Linked DNA regions of Homo sapiens: region 2 is linked to region 1. A link is a loop called in an ENCODE intact Hi-C map of the cell type or tissue named here. Cell type or tissue: heart left ventricle. All regions are shown on one strand. Each heading gives the region's core, and the rest is flanking DNA. Links, peaks and the distances in the headings are about the cores only. Region 1 has its middle 130 kb from the start of PPP1R12A-AS2. Region 2 holds the start of LINC01490 (long intergenic non-protein coding RNA 1490).

Region 1 (8,242 bases), core at 2,633-5,132:
AATATTAATTGAGGAAAAGTAGAAAAGAACAGTGATCAGATAGTCTTAAGATTTGAATTCACCACTTAGAAAAAGGGACTTTGGACATATCATTTCCCTTTCCTGAGCCTCCACTTCCTGATCTTCAAAGTGGTCATAATAATTCCTCTCTTATTTCATGAGGGTGATTTGTGTGTGTGTGTGAATTTGTTTTTATTGGGGAACTGGACATGGTAGGAAATGTCGTCTTGGGCTATGGTATGCCCCGCCTCCCAGAGAATGTCCATTTGCATTCTAATCTTCCTGGGCTTCTTTATGGAACATTTTCTTCTTGGAGCTGCTCTTGCTGCCAGCAGCCTCTTCAGGTCCACTGCTGACAGGCTCCTCTTTGGAGAATTTCGTCTTTTTCTTGGAGACACTTCTGTTGCCTGCCTCTTCGGGGTCATTAACTGTTTCCGTCTTGGGTGAAGACTTCTTCCTCTTGAGAAGACTGGTGCTGCCAGCAGTCTCTTCAAGATCACTACTCATCAACTCCTCCTTGGAAAAAGATTTCTTTTTCTTGGGTTTGGAGAAAGAGATAGATGGGTCTTCTGTTTTCTCCTGAGGAACCTCCTGGGGCTTTTGCTTTTTCTTCTTTTTGGGTTTTTCACTCGTCTCCTCACACCTCTCTGGAGTACTACTGCTGTCAGGGTGATTTTGAGGACCAAAAACATTGTGAACGTTTGTCACATAAGCTGTAACAACATTAGTGACTTATCACTGGTATAAGACCATATGTAGCTATTATATTAGCTCTTTCACATTGTTAGCAAACAAAATTCTTTATTCTTTAGAAGTAAACCTTGACTTCAGAAGGTCTAAAATCCCTTGGATTAAAAGAATCTAAAAGCTACTCGTTGCCAAAATTAAAGGGGATGTTTTAAATTCAGCTTCCAAATTACCAAAAAATAAAAGCAGATAAAAACTAAAGTTTATGTTCACAGATTTTACAACATACAGAAAAAATCCTGTGGTAATGGGAGACTGGCTTCAGTGCAGAACTGAGCACCAGAAAGCAAATACTCTCCTGAAGTTTCTGCTGTTGTTAAAACTCATGACTATGAGAGGTCTATGTATAATTGTTGAATGAATGAATGAGCGAACGAATGATGAGTGAATGTGAATGCATCTGCTTCTCTGTTGGCTGCTTTTCCTGTTAGGAGACTTGATCTTTTAGCATTCAAATTCCACAAGAAACATCTTAAGCAAGTTATGTCTTTGGGTGAATTTGTTTCCAGGCTTGCATGTGTTTTTCACATTCTTTTTTTGGCCTGCAGTCTTACTCTGTGACCCCTTTCGTAGCTTCCAGTAGGTCATTCAGTTGGGACCCAAGGAAGTCAGTAAATTAAACTTGATTTGTAATGGAATACATAGGGTGTGTGGCTTGGATTAGAATCAAATTAGGTTTGGCTAATCTTATTTTGGTTTAATCTATGTGGGAAAGAATAGAACTAGAGGAAAAACAAATAAACAGAAAATAGGGAAACTATTCTTGTATAATGATAAGCAATTTTTGTAAGGAATAGTTCAGGGCCAAAACCTAACTTATTTTTATTGGAAGCCTGGGGACAAGATTCAGCAGAGGAATTTAAATTAGTTTCTCCAGTCATCATAGTTGGTATTTACTTTTCTAGCTTTCCCAAGCCAGGATCTCTAGGCTTTTAAAATGTGGATGCTCTATAGAGAAGGCACATTATTATTAATATAGTTCATGTTTTCAAATTTTTTCCAGGGCTCTGGAAATGGATAAGCCCAGTTTTTGGAAACCTTAGCAAATAGGCAGGCAAAAAACATTCTGATGCTGAGTTTATAGTTGAATTATCCAGACTTGGTCTTGAATTTCTCATGCAGGCCTAAGTAGAAGAAATGTTGAGAAAGTGCAGAAAGGTTCTATACTAATAATTTCTTTAAGGTGATCTTTTTTCCCCTCTTCAGTTATTTGCAGCTTGCAAGGTGTTAGACCATGGAAGATTTAACCTTGGTGTTCAGAGTTCAGGAAATCTCCTCTCTGACCTGGGTGAGCACATTTGAATAAAAAGGGAAATTTCTTCAAAGCTACTGGGGAAGGAAGAAGCAAGTGAAGCCATAAAGAGTGAGAGCCCTTTAATTTAGAGTTCTCACTGGGGCCTGGAGAAAATCATGAATGAGAATCCTTCTTGAAGAGAATTCCCTGTGATTGCTTAGTTAGTGCTTACAAAAGAAAGACTCAAGACTAAACATTCAGAAGGTGCTGGAATGTAATAACATTTGTTCCTGACAATTGAATTTCCTCTCTCATGGAAGTCATTGTTTTGCTCATTTAATAGAGAAAACTGAGTTTCAGTTAAAAGGGGGAAAAGTCATTACATTATTTCTAATTTTACATATTTTGACCTGTGGATTAAAGGTCTGAATTAAGGTCAAAAGACATCCGGAGATACAGAATTTTCCCCATACTTGACAGGGTTCTGAGCACCATCTTCCATTGATGTTGGCTTTATTTTCCTGAGCCCATAATAGAGGGGAATAATAATGGCTTTTCACCTGTCTAAAGCAGATGACTAGACCAAATGATTTTATACAGTTGTTTTTGGCATTCAGGTTGATTCCAAAGTAGCAAATGAATTATGGCTTTGGTTATTTTTCCAGGGGCAAATCTAGTTGGTAGCAATCTTTTAAAAGTATAAATAACTTTTGACTGCTACCACAATACTTAAGTATTTTTAAAATTATTTTGTTATATTTTCGACATATAAAATGATTTTCTAAACACACACTGTAGATATAGGTTTGTAAAATAAGAAAGGTCCAAGTACCCACAGGCCAGTGCAAAAAGTAAACAGGATAGCATCATTTGATTCTGTTTTGGAATAAAATGTTATTTCATTTGTTCATGTCTGATTTTCTCAGATGGCTGTTTTTATTTGTTTTTTGTTTTTTGAGACAGAGTCTCGCTGTCACCCAGGCTGGAGTGCAATGGCGTGATCTCGGCTCATTGCAACCTCCGCCTCCCGAATTCAAGTGATTCTCCTGCCTCAGCCTCCTGAGTAGTTGGGATTACAGGTGCCCACCACTACACCTGGCTAATTTTTGTATTTTTAGTAGAGACGGGGTTTCTCCATGTTGGTCAGGCTGGTGTCGAACTCCTGACCTCTGGTGACCGCCTGCCTTGGCCTCCCAAAGTACTGGGATTATAGGCATGAGCCACCGCCCCCAGCCTGTTTGATTTTTGAAATGAGATCTTAAAATGTAAATTTACTGGCTCAGGTGTCATTGATAATGTTTAACTTAAAACAATCATTGCTAATGGGAAAATGGCTAGATAAAATTAGCCATGTTCTAATCAGTGATCTTTTGAAAATGTTTATAAAAACATGGACACATGCAGATGCCTTAAATATTTTTTGAAACAGAGATGTTTGACTAAAGCAGATTTGAAAGTGCTCCCATTGTTAGAGTTTAAAAGGGAGGATATAAAGTTGCATATCTGATAAAATCACAACTAATAATTGTAGTAGGAAGAATTAAACATTTGTCCATATGTCTCAGTAATACAATCCCCTTTCCTTTTTCTACCTGTCATATTTTCAAAATTTTATTGAGCATGTTTGTTATGATGAAAAAGTACTCATTTATTTTTAAAAATAGAGTTGCTGCCATTTTTATGATGTTCAAATTGCTGTAGCCTTTATTCCAGTTGGATTTTTAGTGTGCTTCTGCCACCTTGTGCTTTCTGAAATCCACTGCAGTGATTAGCAAAGAAGGAAACAAACTTAACAAGGTTATTTCTTTGGGGTTAAATATTACTTCATAGTATGGGAGGAGGGGGAGAGGGATACATGAAAGATATAAAATGTGTGTGTGTGTAGAGAGAGAGAGAGAAATCTTTCCAAAGTTCTGACGATTGTTTACTATATTAGATCAGTGTTAACATTATATTTTATCTCTAGGAACTGCATCCTGGTTAAGGAGGAGACTAAAGACTGGGTTTTAGCGCTGATAGTAATCAACTCCTTCAGATAGGTTTTAAAACACATTTTGATACCTTCGATCCTTGCCTGTTTTTAAACTGTTTCTGTCTGCATAAAAACCTGAACAAAACACTTGTACCTAGAAAGCTCTAGGTAGCTTTTAAAACATGTTTCTTTACATTAAATGGCCTGCTGTGTTAACATGAACTCTTTCCACATTATCATTCCAGACAACATTCCATTTGTTCAGAGCATCAAACTATTTATATGGTCTGCTGCCTTGCAGTTATGCTGATTCTAGAAAGGAGAGCCTTTACCTGGAACTTTGGCCTTCCTGCTTGAGCATAAACAAGCCTGATTTGATGACTTGTCTGAGGAGCTCTCAGATCTTTCCTTTTAGGAATTAATTTAAATAAGTCTAACTTTTTGGTTTTGTTTGTTTGTTTGTTTTTGAGACAGCGTTTCACCCTTGTCACCCAGGCTGGAGTACAATGGCGTGATCTTGGCTCACTGCAATCCCCGCCTCCCGGGTTTGAGCAGTTTTCCTGCTTCAGCCTCCTGAGTAGTTGGGGTTACAGTCACCTGCCACCATGCCTGGCTAATTTTTGTATTTTTAGTAGAGACAGGGTTTCACCTTGTTGACCAGGCTGGTCTCAAACTCCTGACCTCAGGTGATCCACCTGCCTTGGCCTCCCAAAGTGCTGGGATTACAGGCATGAGCCACTGCGCCCAGCCCTAAATACATTTGGCTTTGAAATGGTATTTTAAGGAACCATGGATACAAATAACTTATGTTTGTCAACTAGCAAATACCTATTTCTAGGAAAATATGGAATAGTCCTCCTAGCTCACTAAAATTTTGACAGTAGCAGGCCTCACCCTTTGGTGTCATGCTTGCATTGAAGAATTATGATTGTGAGAGGTGACAACGTGCTAGCAGCCCTCCCTTGCTCTCAGCACCTCCTCAGCCTCGGTGTCCGCTCTGGCCACACTTGAGGAGCCCTTCAGCCCATCGCTGCACTGTGGAAGCCCCTCTCTGGGCTGGCTGAGGCCGGAGCCGGCTCCCTCTGCTTGCAGGGAGGTGTGGAGGGAGAGGCCCAGGCAGGAACCGGGGCTGCACGTGGCGCTCACAGGCCAACGTGAGTTCTGGGTGGGTGCAGGCTCAGTGGGCCCCGCACTGGGAGCGGCGGGCAGCACCGCTGGCCCTGAGCAATGAGGGGCTTAGCAACCAGGCCAGCAGCTGCAGAGGGGTCACCGGCTCCCCCAGCACTGCCAGCCTGCCCGTGCCATGCTCAAATTCTTGCTGGGCCTCAGCTGCCTCCCTGTGGGGCAGGGCTCAGGACCTGCAGCCTGCCATGCCCGAGTCCCTGGCCTGAGCCTCCCCAATGGGTGCCACTCCCTGCTCCACAGCGCCCCGTCCCATTGACTGCCCAAGGGCTGAGGAGTGCAGGTGTGTGGCGCGGGACTGGCAGGCATCTCCACCTGTGGCCCTGGTGCAGGATCCACTAGGCGAAGCCAGCTGGGCTCCTGAGTCGGATGGGGACTTGGAGAACTTTTATGTCTAGCTGGAGGATTGTATATGCACCAATCAGCACTCTGTGTCTAGCTCGGGGTTCATGGATGCACCAATCAGCACTCTGTACCTAGCTAATCTGGTGGGGACTTGGAGAACTTTTAGGTCTAGCTTGAGGATTGTAAATGCACCAATCAGCACTTTGTGTCTGGCTCAAGGTTTGTAAATACACCAATCAGCACCCTGTGTCTAGCTCAAGGTTTGTGGATGCACCAATCAGCACTCTGTATCTAGCTAATCTGGTGGGGACTTGGAGAACTTATATGTCGAGCTAGAGTATTGTAAATGCACCAGTCAGCACTCTGTGTCTAGCTCAGGGATTGTAAACGCACCAGTCAGCACCCTGTGTCTAGCTCAAGGTTTGTAAATGCACCAATCAGTGATCTGTGTCTAGCTAATCTAGTGGGAACTTGGAGAACTTTTACATCTAGCTAGAGGATTGTAAATACACCAATCAGCACTCTGTCTGGCTCAGGGATTGTAAACGCACCAATCAGCACCCTGTCAAAACAGACCAATCAGCTCTCTGTAAAATGGACCAATCAGCAGGATGTGGGTGGGGCCAAATAAGGCAATAAAAGCTGGCTGCCCCAGCCAGCAGGGGCAACTCAGTCCGGACCCTTTCCACACTGTGGAAGTTTTGTTCTTTTGCTCTTGGCAATAAATCTTGTTGCTGCTCACTCTTTGGGTCTGCACTGCCGTTATGAGCTCTAACACTCACCGTGAAGGTCTGCAGGAGGCCAGCAAGACGATGAACGCACCGGGAGGAATGAACAACTCCAAACGAGAGGAACGAACAACTCTAGACGGACCGCCTTAAGAGCTGTAACACTCACCGTGAAGGTCTGCAGCTTCACTCCTGAAGCCAGCGAGACCACGAACCCACCAGAAGGAAGAAACTCCAGACATGTCCGAACATCAGAAGGAACAAACTCCGGACACGCCATCTTTAAGAACTGTAACACTTACCACGAGGGTCCGCGGCTTCATTCTTGAAGTCAGCGAGACCAAGAACCCACCAATTAGGAACACAATTGTAACTATAGGATTGTGATGCAAAGAGTACAGAGACTACATTTATTGAGCACCTACTAAAGGGCAGGCCTGGTGCAAGGCTTTTTTACATCTGTAATCACATATAATCCTTAGCACAAAACTGAGATATGTTACTATCTTCCTAATTTCACATTCAAAAAACTGAGATCAGAGGTTAAGTATATCTTATCACATAAGCTTGGAAATGGCAGGGCAGGAATTTGAACTTAGGTGCTTCTGACTCAAATCCATACTCTTACAGTAGACTATCTCTCTGTTGCACATGGTGAGGATCTTTATGTTCATTGTGGAGGGAAAAGGGAGCCCAAGTCTAGAGATTGAGTATAAAGTTTGGGCCAAAAGCAGGAGTAGAGTCTGCTGGAAGACTCGCTAGCAGCCTTAGCATTGGCACCACCTCCTTACTAAAACCACATCTTGCTTCCTGGCAGAGCCTAGTACTGTTATAGTTGGCAGAGCATTACAGGGAGCTTGGAAGAACTTCCCCGGTACCTTCCAATTTTCCCTATTTGGTCAGTTCAGACTTGCGTTAGTGCAATAACCTCCTAACCAATCTCTTGGCCCCTATGCTTGCTTTACCTCCAGTCTGTTCTTCGCGTTGCACTTAGAACAACCTTTCCGAAGAACAGACCAGATCTTGTCATTCCTGTGCTTTAGCTCTTTCAAGGGTTTCCTGTTATAATTAGGATAAAGTAGAAATTCTTTAGCATGGTTGGTTTGCTCCTTCTATCCCTAGCCTTACTTCTCTCCACTGTGAACACCATGTTTCAGCCCAGCAGGACCACTATTCCTCCAAATGTACCATGTGCTCTCTCCCCTCTGCCGTGGGCATATTCTGCTGTTCCTTTAACATTGATCCATTCTTCCTCCTTTTCCTTCTTACTCCTACTTGTCTTCTGTGATCACTGCTTAAAAGTCATTTTTTTCAGAAAGCTTTTCTGAACCTCTTCTCCAACACTACCCCCACACATGTAGACTAGCACGCTCTAATATGGCCATCATCTTATTGTATTATAATTACCTTGTCTTATTGATATAATTTACATAACATAAAAGTCACTCTTTTAAATTGTACAATTCAGTGGTTTTTAATATATTTACAAGGTTATGCAATCACTATATAATTTGAGAACATTTTCATCACTCCTAAAAGAACCCACATACACACCCATTGACAGCCACTCCGTGTTTCCCCTTCCCCCAATCCCCTGACAATTATTAATCTACTTTTTATCTCTATTTATTTCCCTAGTCTGGACATTTTATGTGAATAGAATCATACCATATTTGTCCCTTTGTGTCTGTCTTCTTGCACTAAATATGTTTCTAAGGTTCATCCATGTTGTATTATGTATCAGTACTTCATTTCATTTTATGGTTGAAATATTCCATTGTATGTATGTACCACATTTTGTATATCCATTCGTCAGCTGATGGACATTTGGATTGTTTCCACTTTTTGAGTATTAATAAATAATGCTTCTATTAACATTTGTGTACAAGTTTTTGTATGGCCATGTTTTCAATGGTCTTGAGTATGTACCTAGCAGTGACACTGCTACATTGTATGGTTATTCTGATTCTGTATTGAGCTTTTGGAGGACTTTTCTAGAGTAGCCGCATCATTTTACATTGACACCAACACTGT
Region 2 (8,242 bases), core at 3,547-6,046, 1.2 Mb before region 1:
CAAATGCATCCAGCCAAGAGGGTAAATGGAAGGCTGGTTTGTTAGCCTTGGGTTGTTTATCAGTTTAAAAGAGTGTTTTGTTTTTTAGATTTTCATTGTTTATTTACCCAAAGAGATGCCTTTTGTAATTCATCTGCCCAGAGAGTGTTTGGTTTTTTTTTTTTGTTTGTTGTTTTTTTGTTTTTTGTTTTTTTTTTTCAATCCTTCTGCTGGAGGCAACTTTTTACAATTCAAACAAATGTGACATTGATGATCTAGTAATTTTTACTAAATTAATCTCTAGTTCCTAAAATATTAAGAGCTCTGAATGAACTGTTCTCTCCTACAGTGTTAGAAACACAAAGTCTTAAATTCTACATTTCTTCGGTTTATGTGGATAAAGAGAATCTCTATATCCCTCCACTCTATCTTTCCCACATTGTAGTCATTAGGGGACCAATAAACTGATTCATGTTAAGTCACACGCAGTCAGGAGTCTTGACAAATACAGATCTCTAAGATTGCTTTCTGTAGCATGTATATAATTCTTAGTGCATTATTAATGAAGTCTTAATTCTTAGAGCATGATTTAGGACAAATCACTTAATCTTGCTAGTTAGCCAAAAGAGCAAATGATCAAAGACTGAGCCCACAGTAAAGTATAATCGATTCATGGTAAATCAGCAGTGCTTGAATGCTATGTATAAAATCCATACAGGCAAGAATCTGAAATATTTCTTCGTTTAATTATTCATCCATATCCTAGACTGAAGAAGAAAGCCAGGGGACAATTAGAAGATGGGAACAAACGATTATATAGAAAATCCAGTTCCCAAAGTAGTTCTCCTAATAATTCTGTCCTTTTGAAAATTTAAATTTTGCTCTTCTGTAACAGCAGTATCAAATATTTGGTCATTAGTATATATCTCCTTCATTAAAAATTGATTAAGCCAATATGCTAATCTTTCTCATTGCCTGTACAAGAAAAACTAGTCAGTAGTATGGTTCATTGCCAGTATCAACACAAGCCACCAACTGCAGGACATCCAGCACATCAAAGTGCTTGCAGTGTTTCCTGGGTCTAAAACTAAATCAAGTCCCTTTAATACTCTTTTTTACCTCCTGAATTACAAACACGAATTCTATACTATTTAGATAAATACCTAATTTAGAACCTAGAGAAGCATACAAAACTGTAAGGGAAAGGTTTACTTTTTCCAGCCTTTTGAAGAAACTGGATAGGCCAATAAATAGAGGCCCATCATATTTATATGTTCCAGTAAAATTTGCCTATTGTACTTAAACAAGCTTTTGGATTTACAATTCTCATTTCAAATATACTTTTAGAGCCAGGATAATACTCAACATGGCATTAACAGAATTTCATTTCTTGTTTCATATTGGATAGACTACCGTAGCTGTAATAGGCTTATTGCCTGATGCATACAGCAAGTCAATACACCAAGATGCTGAGCTGGCGCAGAGAAAGAGATTCAATTGTAGGGTCACTGAACAAGGAGATGGGAAGAAGCCTCAAATCCATCTCCCTGAAGAATTTGAGGATAAAATTTTTAAGGGTTTTGGAGTGAACTGAAGTGTGGAGATTGTTGATTGGTCCCAGAGTGCACAGTGAAGTCATGGAATAGGGAGATGAATGAGGTGTATTCTGCTGATCTCACTCTTCTGTGGGGGTCTTCAAACTGGCTGCTGGAATTAGGGGTCTGAAAAACAATCTTGAGTGAAGCAGAAGTAAGGTCTTAAAGAAAAATTGCAAAGATATAAATGTATTTATTTAGAATGAGAATAGAAATCACAAGAAATGAGAAATTTTACAAAATTTAACAAAAGCCTTAAACAAAAGCCTTATGATTCTAATGACAGAGATCCTGTCTGTAGGAACAACGGGGATGCAAATTATTTCTTAAATAGTCTATGACACTCATGTCAGACATCCTCCCTATGGGAGCAGTGGGCATGCAAATCGATTCTTAAACAGCCTATGACCCTAATGTCAGAAATTCTATCTATGGAACAATGAGCATGCAAATGGCCAGTATCTAGTGCTACATGAGTTTTAACAACAAGGAAGTGGGCCAGAGTGCAGCCTGATTAATGCTTAATTATAACTATATTTCTGTCCAGAACTCAACATGCAATTCTTGTGAACTTTGTGGAGATGGTTTCAACATCACAGTATGAAAGATGTCATTATAATACATATTCCTATTAGAAATTTCTGGGCACAGAAAATAATACATGCTACCTTTGTCACAAAATACAAACCTGCTATGTAGGAATCAGACAGCAGTGGCTTGCTTATCTTTCTTGTCCAGTGTCCCTGGTACTAACAGCACCTAGATGATGATGATGATGATGATGATTGTTATTATTTTAACAAGAAATAATTGCATCTTGAGAAATACTAACATCCCATTTCAGAGCAGCCCAGGAAGCACTGTAAATTGAATGAAAACTGAGGAGAGGGGTCTTAGATGAAACTGAGGCTATTAGGTTGTTTAGATTTTGTTTTTTTTATTTTCCTTTCCAGCATGGTTGTGGTAAAGACTTGAAGAGTAGCAAGTTTAAAAGGTGTAAGCAGGTCTGCTACATTAGAGATACAGACATAATTCATTCTGGAGATGGAATGTTAAGAGGGTGGCCTTTTAGTTAATCAAATGCAAAGCCATTACACAGCCTTTATTCTTAGATGAGATTGAATCACAATTGGCAGTGTGTGTGCATGAATGTGTATGTCTGTGACCACACTTTGTAAGTATTGAGAAGGGACCCACAATTGCTAAGAGTTACAGTGGAGGTGTGTATAGGAATAAACTTTTGTTTTGGGGGGCACGAAGCTTATCTGGAGAGAGGCAGAAAATAAGGTTTTTAAGAAAATTTACGAAGATGCAAATGTATTTATTTAGAATGAGAAAAGAAATCACAAGAAATTCAAAATTTTCAGAAGTTGACAAATACAAAAATCCAGAAATACTGCACAATTGCACTTATTAACAACCTTAAAAACACCATAATACTTTTTTCTAACATATGTATTTTTGCTGTATACTCTGAATTGCCTCTTGATATGACATTGATTTTATAATATTTTCCATGGAGAGAATAGAAAGATAATTCAGTCTTTCCTCTAGATTGATCAAAAAAATTTTTTTAATTTGGTAGTTTAGAATAATTTATTATAATTTCGTTACTTATTGTTTGGGATGTCAAATTAAATTTTTAGGATTGCGGATAATTTGGGAAACTCTCTGTCAAGTTTTTGTTTGTTTGTTTTTGAGACAGAGTCCCACTCTGTTGTCCAGGCTGGAGTGCAGTGACACGATAACAGCTCAGTGCAGCCTTGATCTCCCAAGCTCAAGCGATGCTCCTACCTCAGGCCCTCATCCCAAGTAGCTGGGACTACAGGCATGCACCACAATGCCCCGCTAATTTTTGTATTTTTTGTACAAACAGGGTTTCACCATGTTGTCCAGGCTGGTCTCAAACTCCTGGGCTCAAAGGACCTGCCTGCCTTGGCATCCCAAAGTGCTGGGATTACAGGTGTGAGCCACCATGCCTAGCATATTAAGTTCTGTTCATATGAGTCATAGGTTCTGAGGGCAATTTTTGCACAATATTATCAATTTAAGAGAATTCCATGAATTATCTTGGAATTGATAATATTTTTTAAACACTTTGCTATTGATGTTCTCACTGTAGTTGGGATGTATTATGAGTTTTTACATTTTCTTCAGCCAGTATTTCTTGTTAAATCGGCAAGATATTTACATTATTTCCACTTTGTCTGTATGGAACTCTTCCTTTTGATTTCATTGTCAATCCAAGCACTTACTCATTACTCCCATTCAAACTTATCTTTTCCTTTTAATGAGTTATTCTTTTGGATATGATGTGATTTCATTGTGGTTGTTATAATTTACTTCTTGATATCAGAGTAATTTCTATTGATTGTATTATTTATTCTTGTGGTTTTTCTTTTCATATTTCATTAATTTGAATTCTTTTGGTTATATAGTAAATACATTTTAAAATGGCAAAAGAATATCCTTCACATGTATCTACATCAAGAATCTATAATTTCTCTATCGTTTTATTGAAATTTTCCAAACTGTTTTTCTAAATTACAATTAAAATGGAATATCTTCAACACAACTTCCCCTTGTTTCAAAGTCGTAATGCCCAAGGCCATTCTAAGGGAAAGTATGAAGGAAAGCCAGTCATAGTGGAAAATGGTCTTGACAGGATTACATTAAAATTTTTCCTCCTCAGCTTTATTAAGGTATAATTGACAAATGAAAATTATATTAATGTATACAACATGATAATTTGAGATACACATACATTGTATAATAATTACCACAATCAAATTAATTAACACTTTCTTCACCACACAATTACAGCCTCTCCAGTAACTGGGTATACAGGCACGGGCCACTACACCTGGCTAATTTTTAAATTTTTTTTTTTTTTTTTTTTTTTAGAAACAGGGTCTCACTATGTTGCCCAGGCTTGTCTTGAACTCCTAGACTCAGGCAATCCTCCTGCGTAGGCCTCACAAAGTACTGGGATATACACACCAGACCAGGCGTCCATACATTTTTCATGGGCTTGGAGATTTACTTAACTTGCAGGAGAGGAAAAGTAGAGAGGAGAAACTGAAGCAGTAGTTTTCTAGGCAAACCTATCTTTTTCCTTGTGGGGTGTCTGTGTGTGTGTGAAGAGCAGAAAAAAAAAAAAGGAAGAAGAAAACTTTGGTCTTACCACTCCAGCACATTTTCTCTTGCATTTCCAGGAATGATTTTTAATCTTGCTTTCCTCCTTCTTTTTCCCTAACATCAGACCTCCCAGACTACAGCTGCATACACTAGAAAGTAAGCATATTGAAATTTCCCTGTATACGTTATAATAAAAGGAACATTTGGAACCTCAGTTGGATTAAGGAAACAATAACTTAATGCGGGATCCATCTGCTGATAAAATGTGAGGTAACACACTTCTGAATGCCAATTTGAAGGATTTTTTTTTTTTAAGGTTGGGGAAAAAAAAAACCGTTTGAACACTTGAAGTTGCAAATTTTTATCTGACCACCAGGGAGCAGACAAATGCCTTGAAAGAAAGGCTCTTCAATCAAATGAAAAAGTCAAAAACCACAAAAGGAAAACAAATGAAGTGTGTTAATTACCATAAATGAAATGAAAAACGCATTTTTTATTTTGAAAATAAAAAATACCAGAAGGCATATGTTAAAACAAAACATTTCAACCATTTTCCATCTGACTATATTTAAAGGTTTTCTCATCCCTCTATCACTTGGAGGAGGCAATGTCTCCCCTCTTTGAAGGCAAACAAGTCCTACTTAATGGAAAGATGTGCCAATTTACCGTCTACTCCCTGGAATTACTTGACACACGTAAAGAAAGTAAAGGTTGCGAGCTACCATGACAATCTATGGACACAGGCTTCCTTACAAGTTCTCTTTAGTCACAGCAAAGCAAGCTGAAAAAAAGAAGTTGGTTTTCAGTTTAATTTAGTGTGTATAAATGTCAATAAAGACTCAGTTTACTCATTGGCACATTTTAAAGTAAACACCAGTCTGTCAATTATAAAATCAATACAATGGTTGCATAAAATTCTTGATTGTAGGCAATTTTAAGCAAATTATTCTTAATGAACAATACCAGCATGTTATATACTCAATTTCATTTAAAGGAATCACTTCATGTTATAAAAAACCTTCCTTGGTTTTATTTAAACACGCCTTCCCCAGAGGATAGAGTCTTCAGTAAATTTAAGTTAGAAAATTCATCTTTGAAATCTGGGTGTTAGTAACCTCCATTCCCCAGTTTTTAACTCTTACTTCTATAATCCCACCTTCATCTTCCTGGAGTGCCATATATATATGCTTGCTCCTCTCTTCCTCTTAACACCTGTTGTCACAAACACAATTGTGACATAATGACCAGCTTTCAAAGTTGCCCTTCCAAGCACTGACTGCATTTTTATAGAGCTTGAATACTACAGTGAAAGGGTAAAGGTCTAGTGCAGAACTTTAGGCTCAGAATGCGGGGTTTAAATCTCAGCTTTACTACTTAATTAACAAATCACTTAACGTCTCTATAATTTCTTTACCTCTTTTGTAAAATGGGGAAAATAGTTATGGAACCTAACTCATAGGGCTGTTGTGACCCTTAAGTGAGAGAGTGTGTCCGGAATGATATAATCTCTTAATGAATGTTAGTTGTATGTCTTCTTTACAAGGGAGGTTTGTAATTTTTTCATTTTTTAAAATAATTATAATAATTATTATTTTTGAAACAGAGTCTCACTCTGTCGCCTAGGCTGGAGTAGAGTGGTACTATCTTGGCTCACTGCAACCTTCACCTCCTGGCTTCCAGCGATTCTCCTGCCTCAGCCTCCCCAGTAGCTGGGATTACAGGCATGAGCTACCATACCTGGCAATTTTTTGTATTTTTAGTAGAGACAGGGTTTCACCATGTTGTCCAGGATGGTCTCGAACTCCTGACCTCAAGTGATCAGCCCACCTTGGCCTCCCAAAGTGCTGGGATTACAGTTGTGAGACACCGTGCACTGGCACAAGGGAGTTTTTTTTTTTTAAAGCCCCTTCTTTAGTGACTGGAATTATTAGCCCTGGAAGGTTTTCACTTAAACAGGCCAGAGGATTCTGAACTTGGCTATGATTTATTGCCCAGACAGTACTTTAAAAGAACAACTGTGCATGACAATTGTTATGCTGCGTAGCCTTGTGCAATTCATTGAATTGTTTTTACAAATGAACTTCTTAATTTGTAAAGAAAGAATATTGATTAGGCAGACAGATACCATATTTACTGTGGTCTCTAAGCTCCTTCTCAACTAAGAAGTATGAAGGTACAATCTCAGATGATGAATACACATGTCAAACCCAGTACACTCAAAACTGAACTCCTGACCACCCTGCCCCCACATTCAGGGAGTACCCGCATCTTAATTTGTGGCTGCTCCACCCTGCCCCTTGTTTAAGCAATACTTAGTGGAGTGATTCCCCTACTTCACGCGTTCTCTCACACTCACATCCAGTCTGTTAGGAAATTCTGTTGACTCAACCTTCAAGGTATAAACAGTAGCTGCGCCCTTTGCACTGCTTCCATTGCTGTCATTTCAGTCCTGGCCATCATCTCCCACCTGAATCACCATGATAACTTCCTGCTGGTCTTCCCGATTCCAGGTCCCCCAGCCCCCACCTGGCCCCTGCCCTGCCCCAATCTATCCTCAACACAGCAGTTGGTCTCCAAAAGGAGTTGCTGTCTTTAAAGCAACTCCTTTAATAAAAGCATAAGTCAGACTGTGTCACTCCTCTGCTTAGAACCCTGTAATGACCCTTTAGAGTAAAAACAGATTCTTTTAAGAGCCTTCAAGGCTTTTTGTGATCTATCTCTCTCTTACTCCTCTGCCACATGTCCTACTAGCCCCGCTTAGCTCACTCCCCTCCAACCACATTGGCCCCTGAGCTGTTTCTCAGGAACATTGGGTATGTCTACCTTAGGACATTTGAGCTAGCCTTCTCTCTGCTTAGGATACTTTCTTCGAGACAACTGCTGGGCTAATTCCTGCAGATCCTTCAACACTTCGTTGGGATCTTGTTTTCACAGTATGGCCTACTCTATCTACTTTATTTAATATTTTCCTTTGTTCGTCAGTATTTATTAGCTTCCAACATGCATATCTGTGTCTGTATCTGCCCCCTGCACTAGCCCTTCTCTTTCTCTCTTCTGTGCTGCTTATTTTTCATTGTTTCCCTCTTCTGAATTAAAAACTTTACAAAGGCAGAGATTTTAATCTGTTTTATTCATCGGTGTGCCCCCACTTCCTAAAAAACTCAATAAATATTTGCTGAATAATTGAATGGGTGGGAAGGAGGAAAGAGTAATGTGTAGAGCGGATCTGAGAAACATTGAAGATGATTTATTGAGCACTGTTCTTACTTGTTTTCCCCTTTAATATAAGATTGACAAAATGCAAGCCTCGGTTCTATCACAATTTCTTGTCTAGAAGTTACTCTTCAAATACCAGGAGTAGATGGTGAAACACAACCCTCATATCACCCGTTGAGTATAACTGGGCCAGAACAATAACAATAAGAATAATATGAAACAATAAATAGGTAGACAAGAAAATGGCAAATTCTTTGAATGTCGCTTCGAGGTAAGTCAGTAGTTTTCCCATGCTTCAGGGTTAAAAGGATTCA

What was found. A loop is a pair of places that touch in the nucleus more often than their neighbours do. Peaks named below come from ENCODE experiments on the same cell type or tissue, not always from the same donor. Only the 100,000 strongest peaks of a DNase experiment are listed, where the experiment ranks them.
Region 2: it touches region 1 in a loop (4-fold over the local background); 3 of 110 quality-filtered maps call a loop at or near these places.

Annotation. Positions count from the first base shown.
Region 1 is chr12:79,551,203-79,559,444 of GRCh38, reverse strand. It overlaps the pseudogene NOP56P3. Among named protein-coding and RNA genes, the nearest start is that of PPP1R12A-AS2, 130 kb to the left of the region's middle. In heart left ventricle, for the core only: a CTCF peak has its summit at 3,723 (motif pointing left); no DNase peak of the experiment used is centred there; H3K27ac peaks cover 195 bases.
Region 2 is chr12:80,760,841-80,769,082 of GRCh38, reverse strand. LINC01490 (long intergenic non-protein coding RNA 1490) reads right to left here and starts at 5,929. Exons shown (of 3, transcript NR_120470.1): 1 at 5,855-5,929; 2 at 2,263-2,333. In heart left ventricle, for the core only: a CTCF peak has its summit at 5,090 (motif pointing right); no DNase peak of the experiment used is centred there.